Regions from separate parts of the Homo sapiens genome. Here region 2 is linked to region 1. A link is a contact called in ENCODE Hi-C data. All regions are on one chromosome and are shown on one strand. The core of a region is the stretch at or near the end of the contact, and the rest is flanking DNA. Distances in the headings are between cores, read along the strand shown.

Evidence for each region. Hi-C counts contacts between places; a loop is a spot of excess contacts on that map. Pooled maps may share reads with other maps.
Region 2: a loop to region 1 is called in a map of naive thymus-derived CD4-positive, alpha-beta T cell, with 10 times the contacts of the local background. The contact joins the promoter of TMEM41A-DT here to the promoter of POLR2H in region 1. A Hi-C loop is called at or near these places in 1 of 168 maps with a recorded cell type or tissue (naive thymus-derived CD4-positive, alpha-beta T cell), 5 of 37 single-sample maps with no recorded cell type and 10 of 50 pooled maps.

The regions. Positions count from the first base shown.
Region 1 is chr3:184,359,678-184,364,036 of GRCh38, forward strand. POLR2H (RNA polymerase II, I and III subunit H) reads left to right here and starts at 2,033. Exons shown (of 6, transcript NM_006232.5): 1 at 2,033-2,469; 2 at 3,196-3,888. The coding sequence starts at 3,816. CLCN2 (chloride voltage-gated channel 2) reads right to left here and starts at 1,928. Exons shown (of 24, transcript NM_004366.6): 1 at 1,740-1,928. The coding sequence starts at 1,802. LOC124906311 (a long non-coding RNA gene) reads left to right here and starts at 650. Exons shown (of 3, transcript XR_007096193.1): 1 at 650-1,080; 2 at 1,187-1,273; 3 at 1,542-1,634. RefSeq lists enhancers at 1-73, 74-585, 3,923-4,042 and silencers at 1,703-2,292, 2,853-3,122, 3,193-3,462, 3,523-3,702.
Region 2 is chr3:185,496,997-185,501,355 of GRCh38, forward strand. TMEM41A-DT (TMEM41A divergent transcript) reads left to right here and starts at 2,153. Exons shown (of 3, transcript XR_924792.3): 1 at 2,153-2,774. It overlaps TMEM41A (transmembrane protein 41A), which reads right to left and starts at 2,039. Exons shown (of 5, transcript NM_080652.4): 1 at 1,847-2,039. The coding sequence starts at 1,965. RefSeq lists a silencer at 2,021-2,160.

The DNA.
Region 1 (4,359 bases), core at 783-3,282:
CACTGCCACCCCCACCAGCCTGCCAGCCCAGCTGGGAGTGGAAAGCCTCTCACTTAGGGTGGGTGGAGAGGGCTTGGTGGCCTCAGCCCCATTCTGGAGCTGCACTGAGCCCAGCGGTGGGTTGGGGGACAGCGGAGGCTGAGGATGGCTGGGCTGTGACTGTGGATGCTGGGGTGATGGGACGGGAGAGTCGCCTGAACCATGGCTAGACCTGCCAAGCTGGGCGTGTGTTGGGGGGCGGGGAGGAGTAGATTCTGGCTGCCACCCGCAGAGCTTCGGGACACAAAGGGCTCCTGTTGGGGCTGGGATGGGGGGGAGGGAGGGAGGGAAAGATAGAGACAGAGAGAGGGTGAGAGATAGGAAAGGGAAAGCAAAGAGAAGAGAGGGAACTAGAGAGGAGAAAGTAGAAGAGAAAAGAGAGGGAAGGCGAAGGGATGGAGAAGAGAAAGAAGGGGATGAGAGAGGAAGAAGTACGGAGGAGGAAGAGAATGGAGAGTATTAAGAGGCAAGCACGGTGTAGGAGGAGGGAGGTGAGAGTGGGAGAGAAAGACAAAGGGATAGGATGGTGAAGGGGGGCGGGAGCAGGCTGGAGCACAGAGTGCCCGGGACAGAGCTCGACCCTGAGAGCTCATTCCAGAGACAGCTGGAAGGGACGGAGATGGAGAGGTGGCTGGTGTTAAGAGGCACCATTTCAGAGGCCAGGTGCCTGGCTTCCTTGACCATGCTCCTATCCTGGTCTGGGCAGATTGGCAAGTGTCTCCTACCCCATCCCAAGGGTTGGCCCCTCTACCCTTGCTCTACTCCCACCTCTCCCTGACATCCTGATTCATCCAGCTACTTTCTCCTAACTGGGCACCTCCCAGACTTATAGCCTCTCCTCTCCAAGACGTTCCCTCCCTGCCACCTTCCTGGGCAAATTCCAGCCCAAGCTGGTAAAAAGGAACCACGGGCCCCTTCCTTTCCCTAGGGCTTGGGTCTTCCACCCCAGTGACATGAGGAGGGTCACGTGGCTTCTCAAACACCAAGTAACAATGGGGGCGATAAGTCAGCTCAGAGCCCAGGACCCCTGCTTCTAATGAGGTCAGGGGACACACCCTGGGGTGGGTGGGGGCTGGATACCCCGCATCAGCATAGACAAAGGTCCCAATTCCCACACCCATTCCTGCTTCACCCACCCTCCCTAAAGCTCCTGTCCCCCAGAGTGGCAAGCCACCTTTTTCCAGAGTCAACTGAGGGGCTCCTGGAGCCAACGCTGGGTGTGGAGCCTCCAGAGGTAGGGTCTGGGGCTGACCATCTTTCTACACACTCGATTCTATGCTTAGCATGGTGCCATGCACATGGCAGGGACACAGAGAATGTCTTGGGTGGTGGAGATAGTGGCGTAGAGAAAGTTCAATGGTGTGAATGGTGCCGCGGAAGGGGCAGTGGGGTGCTGAGACTTGGGCCCAGGTGGTGAAGGGGAGGTGCAAAGAAAACGTGCATGTTGTGGGGTGAGGGGAAGGACACCTGAGACAAGTACCTGGTGTCCTTGTCCTCTGCAGGCCCTCAGCCTCAGCCAGAAACCAGCATGCAGTTTTCCATCCCTTCGGCCCTGCAGCCTCAGACTTCCAAGCCTCAGTTTCCCCAGCTCAAAATGCTAGGACAGGATTAGGGTAGGCCCCTGGTCCTCGCGCTTCCCAGGGTAACCTGGAGCAGGGGTCCCGGAGCGCACTCCTGGGGCTCAGCTCAGCTTCACTTACCAGGGTCTGCTCGTACTGCAGCGCCCGTGGCTCCATCCCTTCCTCCGCCGCCGCGGCCGCCATCTCCGCGCACTGCCCTCTCGCCTCCCTCGGCGGTTCCGGCTCTGTCCTGGACTCGGCTCCCGGCCCGCAAAGTCCGCGCCGGCAGCCGTCCCGTCCCCGCAGCCCGGGAGGCCGAGAGCAGAGTGCGGCGGGCCCCCGGCGGGCGCCGCTGGCGCAGCCTCCCGCTCGCGTCCCCTCCCCGGCGGGCGGGCCGAGGGCGGTGCCCTCTGCGCTGCTCCGCCCGCCGGCCCATCCGGAGGGGACGGCCCAGCCAGGCTGGGGTCCGCGCGGGGCCTCCCGAGAGGCGGCAAGGGGCGCTGGGAAGGCGCAAGCCCGCGCCGGCTCCCTGCGGATGCCCGGGTCGGAGAGGGGCGCCCGGGAGGGGCGGGTCTACTGGCACGTGGAGGGGCCGGCCCGGGTTCGCGGTTCCCCGTGCCCAGGCAGGAGGGGCTGCAGACGCCTGAGCTCCGTAGGGGTTGGGGCTGGGGGCTGCGGAGCTGTCTACATCGGACTCCTCCGGGTCAGCCCGTTAGGAGCCGCCTCCCCTCTGCCCCTCCGAAGAGACGAGCGGCCCAGACAGGCCTGGGAAGGCCCCTCTGCCCCGTCAGGGGTGAAAAGCAAAGCTGGAAGGATTCGGAGAGGGTTGGGGCCGTCTTCCTCATCCTTCCTTTTCTCGGGGCTCCCGTGGGTAGGTGCACTTGGAGCAACCGGGCCTGCGGGGTGTGCGGGGGTGGAGGTTGGGGAGGGCACCGGAAGGGGTAGGCCGGAGGGAAGGGAGCTCCAGGTGCCGGGAAGTCTACTCCTGGGACGCGGGCGTGGGTCGCTTCTCCCTGGCTGGGCCCAAGGAGGAACCCAAGTCGCTGCTTCCATCCCTCCGCTTTGGGGGAACTGCCTGCTGGTGTTCTGGGTTCTCTATCAGGGGCTGGGGAAGGATAGAACAGAGGGCGGAGCGCGCGCAGGGTGGATGGGCAGCGTAGAGATAGTGTGAGAGGAGCGAGGGCAGCGCCCAGGAAACGCACAAGTGTGCGGGAGAGCCAGCACCAGGAGTAAGGGGCATTTGGGAGGCAGAGGCGGGGCTCAGGGGGCGGGAGCAGTGCCCGGGAAGGGGGGGCCTTGTGATAGAAGCCAGCACTCAGGAGGAAGGGCCAGTGTGAGGGAAGAGCTGGTATCCAAGGGACAGGGCAGTGCCAGGCTGAAGGGGCACGGAGGGGATCCGTGTCCAGGAGAAGGCAGTGGAGGGGGAACGCGCAGCACTAAGCTGGAGGGGTAATGCCCGGGGGAGGGGGGTGGCGGGAGCCCGGCTGAAGGGGCGGTGTAGGGGAAGAGAGCAGGGCCTGGGGGGAAGAGGGAGGGCAGTGGTGGGAGGGTGCAGTACGAGAGGAGGGGACAATGCAGGCTTTCCTCTTCTCCATAGCGACGTCATGGCAAATTCCCAAACTGGACGGATCCGGCTCGGGTTACGTCCAGCAGGGCCGAGCCGGCCCAGGCCGGCCCCGGGGTCCTCGGTGCCGGCTGGAGGGGCTGGGCACCTCTGGGGCGGGGTTCTGCTCCACCTGCCCTCGGCGCGGACTGTGCCCTCGGCGGGCACGCGGACCGGCGGGGTAGGGCTAGGGCCCGGCTTCTCTGGGCCAAGGATCAAGGTCCCTGCCTGGGTTAGGCCCCCACGCATTCCAGTCTTCGGAACCCGGCCTCTGAAGAGGGCGCAGTAGGGCCCCAGCGGAGCGCGAGAACCCGCTCTACAGCCTATTGCTTCCCCGCCCTGGGCAGAGCCACCTGGACATGAGACCCGCCCTCAATGCCGAAGCCTCTCGGAAGCAATCTTTCGGGACGGAAGTTAAGTAGCCCCGAGCGGGAGGCTGTGGCGGAAGTGGTCGCGTTACCGCTTGTTTGTGCGCATGCGCCACTCTCGTCTGGCCGCCGCGCTTTCAGGAGGTGCTTTTGGTTCTCTCCGGTCTTGTCCACGCTAGGGGGTGCACGTACTCCCAACTGTGGTCGCGCTCTCACCCCTTCTGCTGCTCTCGTGGCCCCCTCGCGATGGCGGGCATCCTGTTTGAGGATATTTTCGATGTGAAGGATATTGACCCGGAGGGCAAGAAGTTTGACCGAGGTAAGTAAGGTATGTAGGGGCGGTTTGGAGGAAGAGGCTAACCTCGCGGACATGCCCCTGGGCCCCGTGTCCACCCAGCTCTTGTGGCCTGCCCCTACCAGCAGGTCCTGGTGTAGGGACCTCCCTCAGTAAACATTTTATGGATGAGAAAACGGAGACTCCCGAGCTCTCTCTGGCTTCACGCATGCCGTGCCCGGTGCCTGGGTGGCCTTTTGTCATGGTGCTGGCAAACTCCTAGGCATATTTATAATCGCTACCTGCTCTGTGCTAGACACTGTCTTGTGAGACCAGCCTGGCCAACATGGTGAAACCCCGTCTCTACCAAAAATACAAAAATTAGCCTGGCGTGGTGGCGGGCGCCTGTAATCCCAGCTACTTGGGAGGCTAAGGCAGGAGAATTGCCTGAACCTGGGAGGCGGAGGTTGCAGTGAGCCAAGATCGCGCCACTGCACGCCAGCCTGGGCGGCAGAG
Region 2 (4,359 bases), core at 903-3,402, 1.1 Mb after region 1:
AGCAGATGGAAACATGAGTTCAGATCAGTCCAGTGCCCATGAAAGTCACTCGCTGTGTCTTCTTTTCAGAGTAGGTTTATAAATATGCCCATCATCTGATCTGCTGGGAACACATACACTCCCAATGACAGATGACCTGATACGACGTTGCGGAGACAGACAGGAGAGCCCTAGTTTGGAAGCAAGAGACCTGGGTTAGCATCCCAACCCTGCTACTTTCTGTTTTACGTCCTTGGACTAGTCCCTGAGTCTCTTTCCTTATCTAAAAAGTGAGAGGTTGGTGCTAAACAGTCATTAAGTTCCCCTTTAGCTCTGGGATTTTAGAATCTGTTCTTAAGAGGCAAATGGATTCATTTCCAGGCAAGTTCTAAATGTCTCAAATTGCCTTCCTTTCAAGGACACTGCCTCCCCCACAAACCAAGAACAATTCAGACTTCAAACTGTTCCTGAGGTGCCAAGTAAAACGACTTTTTAGCATTCACTATAAAGCCAATTAGAGATTCTTCAGGAAAGTATATCTATCCCATAGGATAAATGTAACTTTTTTGATAATATGTCAGGCTTGAATCGAACCCTTTCAAAGAGCCTACTATTTAACTCTGCTCTTAATCTGGTCCTCAATGCACTTTGAATCCTGCCCAAGGGTTATAGTAGCAAGGCTATCTTGCCTCTGCCATCTGAACAGTCCTTGAATCCATCACTGATTAATCATGAGCAAACCCTCCTACTTCTCACGAGAGTTTCTCTCGGTATGTCCGACACCCACAGCAGAGCCTTCTTAGCTACAGCAAAAGAATACAGTAACTGAAAACAGCTGCCTTAATAGTCAAATATCAGTAATTCCCTTAACCACGCAATGCTGTACTAGGCACACTTCCATGCACTTTATAAAGAGTATGCAGCACTCACAAAAACCGGCCAGGTAAGTATTGCTCTGCCTCCTGCCTCGACCAGTCGTTCATTAGAAGGGGAAAAGGAGGCCAGGCGCGATGGCTCACGCCTGTAATCCCAACACTTTGGGAGGCTGAGGCAGGCGGATTACCTGAGGTCAGGAGTTCGAGACCAGCCTGGCCAACATAATGAGACCCCCCCCCCGCGTCCCTACTAAAAATACAAAAATTAGCCGGCCGTGGTGGCGCGCGCCTGTAGTCCCAATTACTTGGGAAACTGAGGCAGGTGAATCGCTTGAACCCGGGAGGAGGAGGTTAAAGTGAGCCGAGATCGCGCCACTGCACTCCAGCCTGGGTGACAGAGCAAGACTCCGTCTCAGAAAAAAAAAAAAAAAAGGTAAAAGTAGAGACAACCAGGAAGACGGGCAGAGTCGATAATTAATTCGTGAATAATTTAAAGTTGTCTATGCAATATTTCTCCTGAAGATCTAATGTCTAAAGTCTCAAGGGCAGACCTGACGTAAGTGGGGTGGGGAGGAGGAGAGACAGTTGAAAGTGGACTTGAAGAGGCTGGGGGCCCGCACGGGGGCGAAGGTGGGCTGGAAATGGGGCCCAGGGCTGGGACTGGGAAAGCAACGGCGCGGGCAGGCTCAGCGCCGCGTCTCCCTCGGCAAATCCACCCAACCAAAGGCACCGCGGCGTGACGCCCTGCACACCCTGCAGCCAGCACCACACAGGTCCCAGTCAGGCCCGGAGCCGGGCTCCCATCCACCCTTCTGTCCGAGACCGTGCGGACGCGGGCCCGGATACCAGACCCGGATTCCAGTCCGATAAGTGAACCTCAATTCCCAACGCCTCCGATACCGGAACCCGAATCTCCGAATCTCCGATTCCCAGCCCCGGTCCTCGGACCCGGCTCCCTTCCTCTGACCCGAACCCGGATTCCCGCCACGCACCTGCCTCCAGCCTCCTCGGTGGAGCCCAGTCTCCGCCCGCGGGGCAGTCGCGTCGACAGCAAGTACAAGGCGAAGGTGCAGCCGGCGAAGACCAGAAGGAGGCCGAGAAGCGGGCGCATGTCGGCTCCGCACCCCGGCCCGCGGGGCAGCCGAGAAGCTCACTTGCACTCCGGGACGCAGCGGCGGGCGGACTGAGCCCGCGGAGCACGTTCACTGACGGACCAGGGAGGGGTCCGCGCCGAGACCCGCCTCCGAACCAGGCCCCACCTCCTGAGCCAGGCCCCCGCCCCCGATTCTGACTCCGCCCTCTCTGTCCTTCGGTGGAGACTCCGGGAAAAACCTGCCTCCCAGTCTGCCCTCTCTCCGTCTGTCTGTGCTTGTTTTTCTACGTTTATCCCTGTCGCTTTCCCCACTTATTCTGCAGGCATGGCGCGCCCCCAGTGCCGGCTTGGTGCCAGGGCTGGGAGATCCGGGGGTGAATCGTGAGCCCGGCCCACAGCGAGCTTGCAGTCTAGAGATCAAGGCAGTCTTGTCCACAACCTGCTGTCACATAAAGCAAATGTAGCTGGTGTAGCACCAGGGGCTGCAATCAAGTGCGGTGGGGCGGCAATAGTGACCACGGAAATAATCAGAATTGCTTTTAATTCAGCTCCTACTATATTCCCGCATCCCTGAGCCTCACAATCATCCTCCAAGGTAGGTATTTTTGTCTTTCTCTAACAGATGAAAACTCTGAGTTTCAGAAGAATTAAATGACATCCCCCCAAAAGAGAGACAGTATAAGAATCCAAGTCAACCTGAGTCCAAAACCAGTGGCCCTTAACACTGTGTGGCTTTATGGAGGACATGGAGTTTAAGTTTACCTTCAAGGATGAGCAACACTTTTCTTCAAGCAGAAAAAGAAGGGAATGGGTGAACACGGTCCCAGGTAAGGCACCAGAATCCAGTTTCAGTGAAGCCTAAGGTATATGAGAAATAAGTGAGAATCTGGGGACAAACAAGAGTGCACTGAAGGCAGGCTAAGGAGTTAGATTTTTAATAATGTAGATGAGACACCAACAGAGGTGTTTAAGTAAGAGAATGATTTCGTTCCTGTTTTAGGATGTTCGCTTTGGCAGATGATTAGAATACGTGCTGACTTGATAGCCACAACTGTCCTGATAAGAAAGTACGCCGGCCTGGCTGGGCATGGTGGCTCACGCCTGTAATCCGAGGATTTTGGGAGGCCCAGGCGGGCGGATCACTTGATGTCAGGAGTTCGAGACCAGCCTGTCCAACATGGTGAAACCCCGTCTGTACTAAAAATACAATAATTAGCCGAGCATGATGGCATGTGCCTGTAATCCCAGCTACTCGGGAGGCTGAGGCACGAGAATCGCTTGAACCTGGAAGGCAGAGGTTGCAGTTACTTTCCCGACATTGCACCACTGCACTCCAGCCTTGGCGACAAGAGCGAAATTTTGTCTCAAAAAAGAAAGAAAGAAAGCACTCAGGCCTGACCCAGGACCACAGCAGTGGACATGGAGGGAGGAGGCTGGGGGTAGTTGGATTGGTATGATATGTCACTGAGTAAACGAAGGAAGGGACAGAAAGAGAACTCCAAAGTGTCAAAAGCCTGGACAACAGAGAGAAAGCATCCTTGTCCTATCATTTAAAGCACCTGTTGGGCCAAATAGGGAGCACCTTTCAGAATCCATGTGCACAAGATCTCAGCAATTCTACGTCCAAGAATGTAACCTACATCCAAGAATGTACTGGAATTTAATTCCACATCCAAGAATCCCCATAGGTAGCAAAGATGTATATTTAAGGGTATTCTCTCAGCTTTGTTTTTATGTTAGGAGATTGGGAACAACCTAAATGCCCATCAGCTGGTGACTGGCTAGGTTAACTATTCACAAATGGAATACTAGGTAGCCTCCTAAAAGAGGAAAGCAATTCTACATATCCTGATACAGTGTGGTCACCAGATAGATGGCTAAGATACAAATAAAACAAACAAGTTGCAGTGTTAGAGTATGCTATGTATCACTCCTTTTTAAGGACAAAAAGAGGATATACTTTAACTTTTTAAGATACCAAAGTATTTATTTATTTAAAATTTTTTTCACAGAATTGTTATAGCATGTAGAACCAAAAATTATTTACAAATGAAATTATTCAATGTCTGAGATTTGTGTCAAAATAATGGTATGGGGGTTTAGTGAGTAAGCATGTAGGTAGAACAAGATTGTCCATGAGCTGATAGTTGTTGAAGCTGGGTGATCACCTGGGTGTTTTATACTATTTGGGTGTTAAACTATTTTTTTTTCTATTCTTGTGTATGTGTCAAATTTCCACTTAAGAAAATGGGGGAAAATGGTGTCAGCCCTCCATTCCAGCTGAACACACCATGTTAGTTCATGCCCCATCACACCACTCTTCTAGCCATCTGTCAATCTTCTCTGCCTGGCAAATTTCTACTCTTTCATCAGGACCCAGGATAATTATCACCTTCTCTGAGAGGGCTTTTC